Regions from separate parts of the Homo sapiens genome. Here region 2 is linked to region 1. Evidence: chromatin loops called from intact Hi-C (ENCODE). Cell type or tissue: dorsolateral prefrontal cortex. All regions are shown on one strand. Links, peaks and the distances in the headings refer to the core of each region. The heading gives the core; the rest is flanking DNA. Region 1 overlaps COL4A5 (collagen type IV alpha 5 chain). Region 2 overlaps COL4A5 (collagen type IV alpha 5 chain).

Region 1 (8,323 bases), core at 317-8,316:
AAAGCAGCCACTAAATTAACCAAACAAAATGTTACAGTTAATATCCACAAAGGAGATAAAAGGGAATCAGAAAAAATATTCAATTAATCCAAAACAAAGCATAAAAAGTGAACACATTACGAATGAGGCAAATAGAAAACAAATAAGATAACAGAGTTGAACTTAACCATATCAATAAGCACATTAAGTGCAGTCCATTAAAAAGTAAAAATTGTCATATTGTATTAAAAAGTAGGATCCAACTATGTGACCCTCAGGAAATGCGCTTCAAATAGAAAGACAGAACTAGGTTAAAAGTAAAATAATGAAAAAATATGTTAACACTAACACAAGGAAAGCTGGATGGCAATATTGCTATCAATGTAGTTTTCAGAGCAAATAATATTAACATTTTCTTTACTATATTACCATTATAATAATAATAAAGAGATCATTTTATCAAGGGGATATAACAATCATAAATATTTATGCACCTAAAAGCAAATTTTCAAAATAGATGAAGGAAAAACAGAGCTGCAAGAAGAAAAGCACTAGCACACTTTCATGCACCCATGGGTGCTTCTGCCTGCTCAGAGAATAAAAGAAAATGCTGCTTTCTGAGTAGGAGAAGGAAGTGTTTGTAAAAATGGCTTCAGGTTGTTATCACTTTACACTCCATGGGGAGTAGTTTTCTGTGCTGTTGCTGGCCTTAAGGTGGGCAACAATTTCCACATCTGAAAGTACATAGTCAACTTAATAACATACTTAAACCCAGTAACCTCAAAGCCAGGCTTATTTCTGATTACAATAAGCTATGCAGAGCCCTATTTTAGCCCACATGTTCTCTAACTTGTCTTTAACCTTTCCTGCCTCTCTAATCTGATAAATAGCCACATACTGCTTGGCCCAGCTGGCTTTATGTTTGCTCATATGATTCCTAGTGTAAATTTCCGCTAAAGGGAGTCAAATAAGGGAAACTTCTGCATGTAAAATGTGACCAATGGAGGTTACAGCTAGCAAACTCAAATTGCTTCTATAAGTTTATGTATATTAAGTGTAAACAAAATATAACGAACTTTACTGTTGGAGCTAAAGAAATTTTCCCCTCCATGGAGTCCTTTCTGCATTGTCTATAATAGATAATAAAATTAGTAGGATGGTCTCAGATTTACAAAACTGGCCCTTCCTTAGACACTAATAGCATTGACGAGGCTGCAGGCCAGGGCATTTAAATTCCAGGAGTTCATCTGGATTCAAAAGCCCTGAGGAAGTTCACATGAGGGCACCAGGCCACACCCATAAAGTTTTCTTTAGCTATAGAGGCTTAGACCAGACAGAGTATCCTGAGGTACAATGGATTAACTATAAGCCCCCTGTGCCTAAAGGTTAATTCCAAGGGGTTTCAGGTGCTGCAAAGGTGCTAGGAAAGCATTCATCCTTACCTGGGAACCAAGACTTCCAAAACATACAGCCTATCACTTCTCATGAGGCAGAGACCTCTATATATATTGCTATGAATGTCTACCACACAGGATTATAAGATTTTAGATATAGGCATCTTCATGGCTCAAAAGTGACGATTAGATTTGGAGTGAAAAGAACTTAGTAACTTGTGACTTTTGGGGTCAGTTAACCATTCCAAGGCTCAGCTTCCACATCTGTATATTGGAGACTAATCCTTGCACTGCTTGAGTACATCAGAGTTGTTGAGACTCAGATGAAATGTGTAAAGGATGATATTTTAATAAGAACTACATACATATAAGGTGTTAGTCTTATTACTACTGAGGTGTTAGAGGTAGCCTTCCTTGCAGCCCAAGCAAAGGTCAAATTATTGTGTCAGAGAGACACAAGGATCTGACATCGGGGGTTACCATTGTAGCTTATGATAGACTGGCAACAGCAAGCACTTTGCTGGCCCTATGAAAATCAACCAGGAAACTATTTTGCTTGAAGAGAGAGTATGTTGGCTTCTTGGTAGGTTCGGTGTGGGACTGGTTGAAATTACCAAGTACAGTATTCTCAGGCTGTCTTTGGCTTTAGAACATGACCTGTCTTCCATAATCCCTAGTATAAGCATTCACTCTGGTACCCTTGAACAGAAGGGAAGCAGATGTGAAGAACTTCTGCAGGCTTACTTTTACAGATGCTCTTGAGGCTAGAAAACCACTAATAAATTACTCATTTCTCAGCTAGTAACACTTCAGGGCTTTTCACTGACTGCAAGCAGGTATATCTGGCTTAGCAGATTCCTCTGGTTGAAGTAATACTACCGGGAGTTTCTCTTTGGAGCTTTCAGAGATGAGTTATTGGTACTTGTAATCTAGTCTGCTAATGAGTTAACAAATTAATTATTTGAAGTTAAGATGTAGGAAGACAAATGACTACCTGGGGGAAATAAAAGTGCATTCTTTAGAGATCCAGTGGGACACTAATTGGAAAAAGATAAATAATTTAGGATCATAAGGAACATATTTTGCCTCATTTCACCATAAGTACCCTGGAACACAGCTTCCAATAACTCTTGATAAACTAGGTCTTAGATTAAGTGGTGTTAAGTCATATTTCTGCTGGCCCATCCCTTAGTTCAAAGTCAAAGATGCATGCTTAATCATGCATGTCAGTTTTATCAATTCACCCTCATTTTGTCACATATGGAAATAAAGCACTTTCTCTAGATTTTGGAAACTAGAAGTGTTGAGTATTCGTTGGAGTATCAACAACAAAAGTACAACACACTTAAATTAGGATAATCTGAGGAGAGTTTAATTAGAAATATATAGATGGTGTGGAGGGGGAATCACAAATGGTTGTTCAGGAATCCAGGTCTAGCAGCACAGCAACAGCAGACTTGTCACCATACCCATCACACCTAGACCTGAAAACATGAGAAGGGGTTAGTAGAACCAGAAAGGAAGATAATTAGGAATAGTAAGTCATCTTGAGAGCAGTAGGGACATTCAATTGAGAGTCACAAACCAACCTGAGGTAACCTCATAGAGAAAGAGCCATGAAAATAAATACCCTAACCCAACTCTTGTCCCCTCCTCTGGTATTCTGCTGGGACTTCCAACTGGTTGAACCCAATCAGAAGCCAGAGGGCTCAGGAACCCTCTGGGGCAGAAAGCAGGATGAAATGTGATGGTAGAGGGGGAAACAGAAGATATTTGGCATAAATTGGTATTATGTAAGCAATTTGTTATCCTGTAGGGTCAGGTGTTGGGTATGCAGTCCACTAACAGAGAAATAGATGATTAAGATTACATAAATGTGATTTTAGCCCATGTTTTGGGGAACAGGTTGGTGAGCCAGCTTCCTCCAGACAGCTACTCTTACAAAAATCCCCATTATCTGGCCTAGAATTAGTAAGATTTGGTAGTCAAAGACAGACTAGCATACCTCTTTTCCAGTATACATACAGTAAGTCCTCAGTTAACGTCCATAGGTTCTTGGAAACTTTGACTTTAAAGCTAAACGACATATAACAAATCCATTTTTTCTTCATCAACATTATAACTGAATAATATTGGACATCGTTTCCTTTAAAGTCACAGCTTCTAAAAATATATTGACCACGTGAAGTGAGGATTTACTATATTATGGTCACTGCTTATTCTCCTGGTTGAGGTTGAGTTCATTTTAGATTGCTATCCTTCATGGTGTCCTTAGCTAACAAGCATCCAATCAATATTTGTTGATATAGAACTCAGGAGACAGGCCTCTCTGGATTCAATTCCAACTTAGGAGTATTTCCACCAAACAAACTTTCCAAGCTCCCTGAATATACTCTAAAACCACTGCTCTAAAATGGAAATGACATGATTTTAAAATATTATTCAATTTATTTTGGAGCTGCCTAGGGATGAAGGTGTTTGTATAGTCCAGCCTGAGAACTGAGTTTCTCTGCCAAGGAAACCAACTGAAGTTCCGGCCAAACAAAAGTGATTGCTCCTTGCTTCTGTGTTGAGAGGCATGGGAAGTGCTACCAGAACCAACTGTTAATCAGGCTCTTAAGAAGAGAATCTAACCAACATGAAGAAACCCCGTCTCTACTAAAAATACAAAATTAGCCAGGTGTGGTGGCACATGCCTGTAATCCCAGCTACTCTGGAGGCTGAGGCAGGAGAATCGCTGAACCCAGGAGGCAGAGGTTGCAGTGAGCCGAGATCGTGCCATTGTACTCCAGCCTGGGCAACAAGAGCAAAACTCCGTCTCAAAAACAAACAAACAAAAAAACAAAAGAGAATCTTTGACAGCAAAGCTGTTCTCTTCGTTTTGGATGCAGACATTGGGAAACTAGGCCACCTCTTCAAGTACTTGCTAATGATTTTTATGAGGCTGAAAGAATAAATGAAACTTAAAACAGGGAATCTAGAGACAGGACTTTAGACAACCCTACCACCACCACCAATGAGCTCAAATCATTACACATGCTGATTCATTTTTATAGGCAATAGTGCCCTCTTGTGATTAACTTCTGAATAAGCATTTGATGGCTTGGCATGACATTGAGGCAAAGAACCTTATTGCCACTACAAGAATGAAAAAGTGTTGTTCAAATTTGGATGGGTGGGAAAAAACATCATACAATCACAAGGTGTCCAATACAACCTCCTTTGGAAGCAATGAGTGTGACACCAACATAGCAAAGATCAGGCCAATAAGCTATAAAAATAATTGGAATGTCTACTTTCTTACACAACACATGTGTGTGTATACACTTATCCATATGTGTGTGTGTGTATATATATATTACGTAATATATATATAATGGAAGTTATTCATGTAGACCTCAATTTTTCTGAAGATACATGTGCACGTGTGTGTGGGTACACACACACACACACACACACACACACACACACACACACACATACACAGCTATAAAATACTAGGATTTGGTCCTTAAGTAACATCTGAATCACGAAAGATTCATTAACTGGTAAAACCACATTTGGTACACATAAATATTTGGTAGTCAAACTATCTGATTAAGCAGAATAGTTCATTCATTTCCTGCCAATGTGAGAAAGCTATTAATTGTGTATGACTGTAAAACTTACCATAGTACTTCTGGAAATTTCACAGATGATAAAAAAGCAAAAAAAAACAAAAACAAAAACAAAACAAAACAAAACACAAAAAACTCACCATAGGTAACTAGTAGAGCAGCTAGATTAATCTTTGAATAATTCATGGCAAGAGAGGGTTAACAATATTAATGTCCTGGAATGAATTTGTGTACTTCAAACAACAAAGCAGGGCTAGGAATAGTTAGGAGATTTAAGAAACACATAGACTAGCTGCACATGCAACAATTTAAAAATTAGGAGGTTCTGGGATGGGCGTGGTGTCTCACACCTGTAATCTCAGCACTCTGGGAGGCCGAGGCAGGCAGATCGCTTGAGTTCAGGAGTTCAAGACCAGCCTGGGCAACATGGTGAAACCCCGTCTCTACTAAAAATACAAAAAATTAGCCGGGCGTGGTGGTATGCACCTGTAGTTCCAGCTAGTCTGGAGGCTGAGGTGGGAGAATCGCCTTGAACCCAGGAGGTGGATGTTGCAGTGAGCCGAGATCACGCCATTGCACTCCAGCCTGGGTGACAGAGGAGACTGTCTCAAAACAAAACAAAACAAAACAAAACAAAACAAAACAAACAAACAAACAAAGGAGGTTCTTTTTGGGCCAAGGCTTTCAACCAGCTATAAATGAGAGGGAAAGCTACAAAAAGCAAAATCTCTGGAATTAGTGTTTGCGACTATAACAGAAGGGGCACCTTTGAGTGTACACCATGTAGAAGAATCTGTGGGGCTGTGATATGGTGTTTTCAGTTACAATTACTCATTACTGACTTTATGCATGGGACTAAATGAAAAAATAGAGCTAAAATTTGCGATTGGTGGCTATCCAGAATCAATAAAATAATTAGATAGTTATCATTGTTTGGATCCTAAGTTTTACCACCAGAGATTCTAAGCTTTAGATTTTACATAGGTCCATATTAGGATTTAGAATACTCAAAATTGTTTTGGTTGTTTTATCTTTTAGCTGTAACACAAATTTTACTATGGAAGTTTTTAATATTTTATTTTTAACCAGTCCTTGACTATTTTAGAGAACTATGCGTGTTCATTCTTAATCATTAAGAATATTAGGTCACTAACCTGCTTTAAACATTATTAATGAATTCTTCCCCAAATAGAAGCCAGTTGTTTCCTTTCTTAGCCATTAACACAATGTTGTCAAGAAATTTATTATCTTGGAAATGTCTTCCAATAGGTAGTTTTCTTCATTGGAAAAAGTTTACATTACTATGTTTTCTATCTACTAACAGAGTGATCAAAGCGTGGAGAAACTGATTCCCTGGGAAGAGATGACTTGTTGATGTGCAGATTGGTAATCTATCTGTAAATGAGCAGGGGTTTTTTCCACACAGGCTGAAGAGATACACAACAGACCATCCTTACAACATATATCTTTAATTAAATTTATATTGGTGGGTTTAAAAAACATTAAGTCAGGAGATGATAGCTAGGGAAATAAGGTATCCTGTGAGTATTTATAACAAAATATTTAAAATTTAAAAAGAATAAGAAACATCAATTGGCTTTTTGTAACTTAAAAGAGACTAACCAAGTGTTGTTTCCCAGTTCTGTACAAGCAGAGGCCACAGGAGGATTCTTACATAAGAAGCACAGGGAAAAGAATTGTTAATTCTGCGTGTGTGTTTTTGTTTCTCAGAATTGTTTGGAAGAACTTTGTCCAGTCAGAAATGAGTAAAAACAAGATGTAAGAAACATTAAAACAGGGGGCATATGGTCTTAAGAGATAATCTTGGAGAATATAGCAAAAGACAAATTGCTCCATTAGATATTATAATTTGGTATGTAACATGAACATTTAAAATTCTGATTAAAGTGACTAAAAGGGTTTGTTTTTTAAAAAAAATCAAAACAGAACTTACGGGATAAAACTCAAAATAAATTTACTCTCAGTAGTAACTTGATGTAGGAATATAAGTCCTCTCACTTTGATAAACATGAATATAAAATATTGCTGTCTGTATTCTAGGGTTTCCTACATTTTCTGTAAAGAGTGATTCATGCTATGTCATATGTAAATGACTCAACATTTTGAGCTAAAAGGCTGTTCACAATATACACATTCTTTACTTACAAAGCAAAATAAGCTTAACACCTTTATATTAAAAACCCGGGATACAGCAGGATTAGTAGCACCGTGAAAAATAATTCTTCCCACAAACTGCAGTCTTTTATTTTACTCAATGTGACTCTTCTCTTAATTGAATTTTTAATGTACCATTTTAGTAACTGGGCAAAATATATAATTTTCATCTTATAATTCTTGGAGAAAGTCATTCTGGACCCAAAAAGTAAATTCACTTCCTTATTTCTTTAGTAGAAAAATAATAGAGACTTTGCTCTGGCGCATTGCTGAGGTACATCTGAATCTTCATGGTTACTAGTCAGCATGTTATCTTGATCATATATAGTAGCACCATTGACGGCAGCAGTAGTAAAGTTGGGGACAATGAGACACTGCATCCTAGGAATTTTATATATATATATATCACATTTTAAAACACAAAAGGAATTCTTCAAAATGTTATGTCCTCTTCATGCACACTTGACATCGGCTAATTCGTGTCCTCAAGTCTCCTGCTTTCAGCGTTTCTGACTGAGGTTTACTGGGAAATAAGAAATAAGACAATCAGATCCACATTTTCTGGTATTTCAATTCTGTTACTGGTTCAAATTTATAACTAAACATTTTTTGTGTGTTAAGTAGCTCTCTTGGTGACTTAATGGTTTACTTTTCAGCAATATGATCTAATGCAGTGACTAGTATGGTTTAAGAGCCATTAGTGGTCATAGATATTTTGTAACGATTCTCCCCACCACTATTATCTTTGTATATTTGTGTTTCCCTCTCATTTTCTATCTTTTTCTCTTTCTCTCATACATTTTTCTAATATTCACAGGATGAGGGAAATCTGGGCAACTGATGATGTTATGATAGATAACAAGGACCATAAGAAAAATACCAAGTAGTGATAACCCAAAAGCAACACATAAAAATAAATTTAAACTGAAAAAAATCAACAGAATGAAGTATCCTGAGGTACATACATTACGTATGTCTTGCTCATTCAAACCCTTAAATGAGAATCTTTAAAATATCCTGGGAAAGGAGACCACTGGACTGAGAGGGAAAAGACAGACTGTAACTTCAATTCCTGGGGTGGTCTCAATCTAGTTGAACAGCTGCTGACTTATTAGGAAGGTCACATAACCTTTCTTTATCTCTGTTTCATTATTGAAG
Region 2 (8,345 bases), core at 30-8,029, 110 kb after region 1:
TTTTTATAGTTTCAAGTTTTGAATTTAATTATATTTCATACTATATTAGAATTGCTAAACCAGCTTTTTTATGTATAGCATTTGCCCAATATATACTGCATTATTTTCAGATTGTATCTGTCACTTTGCTTTAGATATGTCTACTGTGCACTATATATAGGTATTTTTAATTTCAATTTTATTTTAGTCACTGTCTTTTAATCAGTGTTTAGTCCTTTCAAATTTGTTGGAGTTACTGACTTATTTTTAATTTCTTCTTGTCACCTTATATTTTATTTTCTATTTACCCAGATTTGTCTTTATTTTGCCCCCATCTTAACTTATACTATATATGAGACTTTTAGTCATTTTCTTTCTTCAATTGGTGTGTATGTTATACATTTTATTTCTATTCTTCTCTAGTGGCTACTATTAACATTTTAACCTATGTACTTAAACATGTATACATTTCTAAAAATTTATACAGTTAACAAGATTTATATTATCTTTCCCTAACAAGACAAAAACTCTTATCCTTATTCTCTCTGCATCTACACATCACGTTAATAATGTTTACAATTATAGCTCCAAGTTGTTACTTAAAACACCTTTTTAAAAAATAACCAGTACTGATTTAGACTTAATATGCTTTACTAATATATTTTCTAAGCTTTGGTTCTTGCATCCTACCGCTATTCTCATTTTATCCAGAATTCCCTTTTTTCTTTTTGGAGTAAAACCTCCAGTAACTATTTCAGAGACAGTCTGAAGGTGTTAAACTTCCTATGTATCTCATCTTCACATTAGGATGATAGTTTAATGTAATACAGAATCCCTAATTCATAGTAATTTGTCCTTATCACTTTGAAAATGTGCTCCATTATCATCCTCTGACTCACTGCTTTGTAGGTGATTGGCCTTTTGTTCTCAAATAGTTTTTAAGAGCTTCTTTTTATCCCTGAATTCTGAAATGTCCCTACAATGTGTCTAGTTATGGACCTTTGCATTACTATTATTTTACTATTGCTTAGTGCTTCATGAGCTTTTTCATAGTGATGCATGTGTTTTTTAATAGATGGAAGTTCTCAGCCATTATTTTTTTTCAAATGCTGCCTCTTGTCCCATTCTCTCCTCCTTGACCTCCCTCATGAGATAATTTTGGAGCTTCTAGGTTTATCTTTCATACCTCTTAACTTTTCATTCATACTTCCCAACTCCTTATCTCTTTTACTGCATCCTGAGATAATTCTTTATTTCAATTTTCCAGATACAGTCTGTATTTAATTCACTATCTTGAGGTTAGGAATCTGAAGTTCACATTTAGGAATCTGAAGTTTGCATTTAGAGCATAATGGAACCTATATTTATTTTCTTTCTCTTGGGAAAGATCACTGAATATCACTCATCTCATCATTTTAGTATTTCATTAGCCACGTATTTTTGAAGGAAAAGGAATAATAATTTATTGAATATGTATGTGTGCCAGGCACTGTACCACATGCATCTAGAAATCTTACGGAAATCACTATTATTACCCTATTTCAGAGAACATTCAAATAAACATTCTAGATAAGGGCAGTACTCAATTTGTGGCCAAATTAGAAATGTTCCACTATACTGTGTGTTTTCAAAGGGAATAATATAAAACTCAGTATTGAGCTCTAAGATTTTATTGTATAACAAAATCACCATGGGGATTTCTAGTTAGGTATTTCTGAAATTTTAGGTGGATAACGCTGCTTGCCATTTTTATACAGGAAATCTTGCAAAACTAGGCATTACTTGGGGAGAATATCCTTCCCTATTAGCATGAAAAGTGTGATGATTTGCCTACTAAATTAAGAATTGTTTGGTGTAATTTATTAATAATAAAATATACCCCAGTTAATATGGCTATCATCAAAAAGACAAAAAATAACAGATGCTGCAAGGATGCAGAGAAGAGGGAACTCTCACACACTGTTGGTGGGAATGTAAATTAATGCAACCATTATGAAAAAAAGTATGGAGGTTCTTCAAAAAACTAAAAATAGAACTACCATATGTTCCAACAATCTCACGTCTGGGTATATATTCAAAAGAAAATAAATTAGTAATTCAAAGAGATATCTGCACTTCCATGTTTATTGTAGCAATATTCACAATAGCCAAGATATGAAATCAACCTGAATGTTCATCAGTGGATGAACAGATAAAGGAAATGTGGTATAAATACACAATGGAATATTATTTGGCCATAAAAGAACGGAGTTCTATCATTTGCAGCAACATGGATGAGCCTGAAGGACATTACGTTAAGTGAAATAAACCAGGCACAGAAAGGCAAATACAAATGCATGTTCTCATTCTTACGTAGGAGGTTAAAAAAAAAAAGTTGATCTCATGGAGGTGGAGAGTAGAATGATGGTTACCAGGGGCTGGGAAGGGTCGGGGGAAATGAAGAAAGGTTGGTTAATGGGTACAAACATACAGTTAGATAGAAGCAATAAGTTTCAGTGTTTGGTAGCACAGTAGATTCACAGCAGTTAACAACAACTTACTGTATATTTCAAAACAGCTAGAAGAGAAGATTTTGAATGTTCCCAACATAAAGAAAAGATAAATACTTGAGGTAATGGATATTCTAGTTACCTTGATTTAATCATTATACATTGGACTCATGTATTAAAATATCACATGTATCCCATAAATATGTACAATTATGTATCAATAAAAAATAAAATGTAGAAATAGGAATCTTAGGATTAAAGGACACTATTCACTTGGGCTTTTTTAAAGTACAAGTGAGTAATATGGTGAGAGAAGGTATAGTAAGAGTTGGGAAGTATCTGTCAATTAAAAAGGACTTGTGTCTCCTACTTCCATGCTGACCATGGAACTAATGTGATAAAAAGTATACATGGATTAGTAAGGATGCTATAAGAACAAGGCCATAAATGCAATCTCATTTACCTGGAGGTCCAGGAAGGCCAGGTGGACCCTGTATTCCAGGAAATCCTCGCTCTCCTTTTTCTCCAGGCAACCCAGGCAACCCAATGTTTCCTTTTTCTCCTATAGTTATACCAGTCCCAGGTCTAGGAATTACCTTTATTACCAAAGAAAAAAAAAATAAAGAAATGCAAAGAAGAAAAGCCTTGTTCTCCTGAAAACATTATGGGAGCTACATATGATTACAATGTCATCATTTTCACATAGTTTATGAGTCACATTTTGTATCACTCCCATCCTCCAACTGATTAGAAAATGTCCAATACAAGTAACAACATTACCATGTTCCTGAGCCCGAAGCATATAAAACTAAAAGTATTTTTGATGTCTCTTCTCCTATAATTCACATTCAATTCATTCCAATCTCCTAAGCCTGACAATTCTTTACAGAAAACGTCTCTCCAATTTGCTCCCTTGATTTCTGCTGCCACAGCTATATTATCAACTCACACTTAGAGTAATAGAAGCACCTCTGATCTTGTCCCTTGAATTCCAATCTATTGTTAGGATATGCTTCCTCAAAAACCATTTGTGTGTGTGTGTTAACTATTCTGCTTAAGGACTCAAAATTGCTCACTACTTTTTACTATAAGTGCTGCTACTTTTAATCCTGAACTGTAAGTCACCTCTCACTTCCAATACTTCTCTCACCTATTTAATCTCCTACTACGTCTTACAATAAATTTTTATTATAGTGAAGTCTGTCTGATTCTAACCATTTCATTCAACTTGCACGTTCTTGTCTATGTCTTTGCATATTTCATTCCAAACATGTGTAATGCCTTTCCCCAATCTTTCTCTTTATTAACCCACATTTATTTCTTCCTTTAAAAAAGAAAACTCCCCCATAAATATATATACCTACTATATACCAAAAAAATTTAAAAATAAAACCCATGTTCTTTATTGATTAAACCCAACTAACTAATCATTTCTTTTTACTCTGTATTCTTGTAACTCATTAAGTATTTTCTTAAAAAACTTAATATTAAATAAATTAAATATTAACAAATTCTTCTTATAGACCTATAAAGGTAAATGAACTTCAGATTTAAGAGACTGCCAGTCTGATGTACAAATCAACACCTAATAGCAGTGTGATATTTCATCCTGTCTCTATTGGATGGATATAAGAAATATTCACACAAAAGAAGACAAAAAGTTGTGGGACCTAAGATTGGAATAGTGATTCAAAAGGGAAACTAGGCTGCTAAATAGGACTGTACTCTCAAAATTTCCATTTCTTCTGATACTTATTAAAATTTTATCTTCTCATTTTATAAAGAGATTATTTCCTAGAGGACTGAAGCTGATTTTAAAATGAAAGTGAATAAAAAATATCTAAGATCTTCTTTAAGTATATCCTCATTAGATTTAGTACAGTCCTAAGTATTAATAACTGAGACTCATTATGGATAATACGAATTAAGTTAATGTTACTAACATGTCTGGACACATAAGTTTTCCAACATTCGCACTGTTGCGGCTTCAATGCAGTTTGAAGTCAAGAGTCTTACTAAATTTCAACCAAAGAAAAACCAATATGTTAAACCTCAGCAATGATATTTTATTCCTAATAAGACTGGAAGTATATTTGACTTAAATTTCATAGTGAACACAAACATGACAGAAAATCTGTAGCTCCGCCACCCTCAATTATTCTTTCATAAAGCAGCTTCCTACATGCGTTATTAAAAGTCCCTAGAAAGCACACACTCAGGAAAGAAAGAAGTGTGAATCAGACAATTACAAATTGAGAAAACCTATTAAGACCAAATCTATCTTTCTCCTGAGCTCTGCAGGGGAAAGGACCAATCCCCCACCCCCACCCCAACTTCCCCAAGTTTTGTTTTGTTGTTGTTGTTTTCATTGAACCTTTGTAAGCAACACTTGCACCACCTGCTGGTTGCTTGAGAAATGATCTGGCAATCATGAGGCAAAACAACCCAATGCCATAATTTTAGACCTTTACCATGCAGAAGTAATGCATAGGCAGAACAATACAAAGACCTTGAGGTCAACATTACTGAAGATTTTAGATGTAAAGACTTTTAAGCCAGTAGAAATTGATAATGACTTGAAATTTTGTGTTCTATCAAGAAAAAGTAGGGAGTATGCGATTAAGGCACAAAAATGATAATGCATTAATAAATTTGATAAACGAAGACTAAAAAAAAAAAACTTACAAGTCCAGGAGGTCCAGGTGGGCCAGTGTCACCTTTTTGGCCCTGTTCAATGCAATTGTAAAATAGGTTAGTAAAATTCACATGAAAACATCAATTTCCTCAAGAATATAAGAGAAACTTTCCAAAAAGACCCAGAAATCAATCATAAAATACCTCAAATGAGAAATGCAACATGAAGTAATGAAACAATTCTGAGCTAAGCCTAACCTGTGATGGTGTCTCAGATTTACTAGCTATGTAATCTTCACCAAGTTAATTAACTTCTCTGGTTTATATAGAAAGAATAAAGATTTTTGGACCAGAGTTTTAAGGTATTTCTAGTTGTAATATTCTTTGATTTTTAAGATTCCTATTTCTAGCCAACTACAAATACTCTATAAAGAAGATAATAGAAAAAAAATGGTAGCACTAGAATCAGTGAAAAAATTACTTTTTTTTTTTTTTTTTTTTTTACATTTAGCCATGTTTCTTCTCATAAAACTAGTCAAGGACATAAATGTAGTGCCATTTCTATTAGTGACAGACATTTTAGATGTGATGGACTTAACTATCATCAATAATAGCTAGTAAATCTGAATTGCTTTCATGAGCTTGCTCTTAGAAGCTAATGAAAGACAAGTTCAGATAAAACTTTTATCCTTGATTAGTAGCTACAACAGCATGAAAAAAACCACAATATTCAATATTCAAGTGTTACTCTACTACTGGCCAAGACACAAGGATGGTCTTTTTCATACTTCTATTCTGACTCTAAACTTGTTCATAGAAGCCATCCATCTATATACAAATACTATTTGACAAAAAATCATTTTATCGGAGTATTTCCTACCTCCATCTATTCTAATTGTGCCTTTTAAGCCATGCTAGAACTTGGACCTAATTTAAAAATAAACCACCATTAAAATATGTGCCTTCTGGGTACATTCAAGTTTGTAACGCCTTTCCTTCCTTGCCTGAAAAACCAAAAAGCTTTCAGTTTTTGATACGAAGCAATTAAAAACAAGAGGGATTGGAGGACTGGTTATTTTGTGCCCTGCTAAAAATCTGGTAATTGTATGCTTCATACAATCTTTCAAAGTCACTTGAAAAATAGGTAACTAAATAAATGACCTCAGTCAGACTGCATTGGCCCAGTAGGGGGGAAAAAACAACAAAGAATTAGCCACAGACTTACAGACAATAATTGCATACAGAATGGAAATGTTTAGTGGCGACGTTCTACATTCACAGTTATAAGCCTTTTTAGTAAGAGGACCTCACTAAAATAGTGCTGAATTCTCTTTGTGGAAAAAAAGAAGTTTTGCCGATACATGCTCAAAGTAAAGGCAATGACTTTTCACAGTGGAAATGCTAAAGTTAAACAATGCTTAATGTATTTCTGCAACATGGACTGTGATTTATGGCAATGGAATAAAATTTAGCAAGTGTGGTATAAAAGAAAAATGAGCAAAAGATGAATAAAGAAGGCATATTTTGAATATAAAAGCTAGTTATGTAGACTTTTTCCATTTATAACTCAAGCCTGGGAGAAGAAAAGGATTATTTTAGCTAGACTAAACCAGTCACTTCAAAGTATTAAAATTCTTACCTTTTCACCATCCCTTCCGGGTTCACCAGGGTAACCAGGATCACCAGGCAAACCCTTTAAAACATAGAGGATAGGGTGACATCAGCACAAATGATGGTGTTAGGAAATCTCCAAAGATTGTCTTCTCCATAGAAGCAATGAGAATACTGGCAAAAATGGTCAGTCAGAATTAACTTTCAGAACTTAACCAAAGCTTGCAGCAATTCAAGGAGTGTTTTCTCAGAAAAAAAAAAAAAAAAAAAGCTGAATCTTGGTGAGAACTCAGAGCTTTGTGGCATTTTAACTTGCTCTATTCCTACCACCTCTCAGAGATTTATGGCATTTTAACTTGCTCTATTCCCACCACCTCTCAGAGCTTTGTGGCATTTTAACTTGCTCTATTCACACCACCTCTCCTCACAATCAAGGTGAAAACCAGCAGCCTAGCAGCAATTGGAGAGGAAAGAACAGGGTTGGAGCTCCTTCAAAGCCCCATATCCAGAGAATTATCATTATTTGATCTGTCTGCTGGTTCAAAAGAAGGCTATTTGCAAGGCTGCCTTTATTTGACCCAACTTGGGTTCTCCCAGTGCAAACAGAGAACAAGAGAACAGCCTCCCCACCCCGCAACCCCAATTTGTTGAAAACACTAAGAGGCAATTGTTGAATATCACAGCTGCCTGAATCAAGACAAAGACCAATTGTTCCAAAAGAAGCCAGGAACTGAGGCCCTGAATTTACCTCTTGATATTTTATAATATAAAATATTTTTGAACTAGAGATTGTAAGTTGAGGATTGCCTGTTTAGTAAAATATCCTGAAACCAATTTATCTGAATTTAGTAATTCTAACCTGTCTTGTTAAGAATTATCCTTTTCCCTTAGAATAACTTACAAATTTCATCAAATATTCTCTCTGTCTTTGAAAAACTCTTGCCTACTGCGGATACTCTTGATACTGAAGCTGCTTGAAATAATGTTCTTGGACTTACATATTTTATTTCCCATGCCCCTTTTTGGTAGTAAGTAGAAGAATTACCTGTCAAAACTTTTACTGAAAAAACATGTTCACACACACACAAAAAAACTGTATGGGAATATTTATATTCATATAAATATTTTTATATGAATATAAAAGTTTTATTCATAATGGCCAAAACACAGAAATAACCAAAATATCCTTCAATGTGTAAATGGACAAACAAACCATGGTATATTCAAACTATCAAATACTACTCAGCAATAAAAAAATGAACTGATACACAATTCAATGTATTATGTTATGTGAAAGGATCCTGATTCGAAAGGCTACATACAATATGATCCAATGTATCTGACATTTGGGAATAGGCAAAATTAAAGAGATTGACAAAAGATCAGTCGTTATAAGGGGGTTGGGATAGGGGAATAGGGAGGGGATAACTAAAAAAGAGCATGAGGGAACTTTTGAAGGTGATGGAAGTGTTCTTGATTATGGTGGTGGTGACACAACTGTATGTGTTTGTCAAACACAGAACTGTAAACTAAAAATAGTTCCTTTTACTTTATGTAAATTATATCTCAATAAATCTGACTTTAAAAAATAGAGGAACCTCAAATTTATATTTGGTGTAACTGGATTGTTTG

Evidence for each region. Hi-C counts contacts between places; a loop is a spot of excess contacts. Peaks named below come from ENCODE experiments on the same cell type or tissue, not always from the same donor. Only the 100,000 strongest peaks of a DNase experiment are listed, where the experiment ranks them.
Region 2: it touches region 1 in a loop (7-fold over the local background); 3 of 110 quality-filtered maps call a loop at or near these places.

What each region holds. Positions count from the first base shown.
Region 1 is chrX:108,695,662-108,703,984 of GRCh38, reverse strand. It overlaps COL4A5 (collagen type IV alpha 5 chain), which reads right to left. Exons shown (of 53, transcript NM_033380.3): 53 at 6,440-7,688. The coding sequence ends at 7,607. Among named protein-coding and RNA genes, the nearest start is that of IRS4-AS1, 37 kb to the left of the region's middle. In dorsolateral prefrontal cortex, for the core only: a CTCF peak has its summit at 4,459 (motif pointing left); no DNase peak of the experiment used is centred there; H3K27me3 peaks cover 4,163 bases.
Region 2 is chrX:108,581,334-108,589,678 of GRCh38, reverse strand. It overlaps COL4A5 (collagen type IV alpha 5 chain), which reads right to left. Exons shown (of 53, transcript NM_033380.3): 17 at 6,742-6,795; 18 at 5,154-5,195; 19 at 2,932-3,064. Among named protein-coding and RNA genes, the nearest start is that of COL4A5, 150 kb to the right of the region's middle. In dorsolateral prefrontal cortex, for the core only: CTCF peaks have their summits at 4,669, 4,873 (motif pointing left), 6,282, 7,261 and 1 weaker place; DNase peaks (open chromatin) are centred at 4,848 and 7,338; H3K4me3 peaks cover 7,261 bases; H3K27ac peaks cover 3,929 bases; H3K27me3 peaks cover 3,450 bases.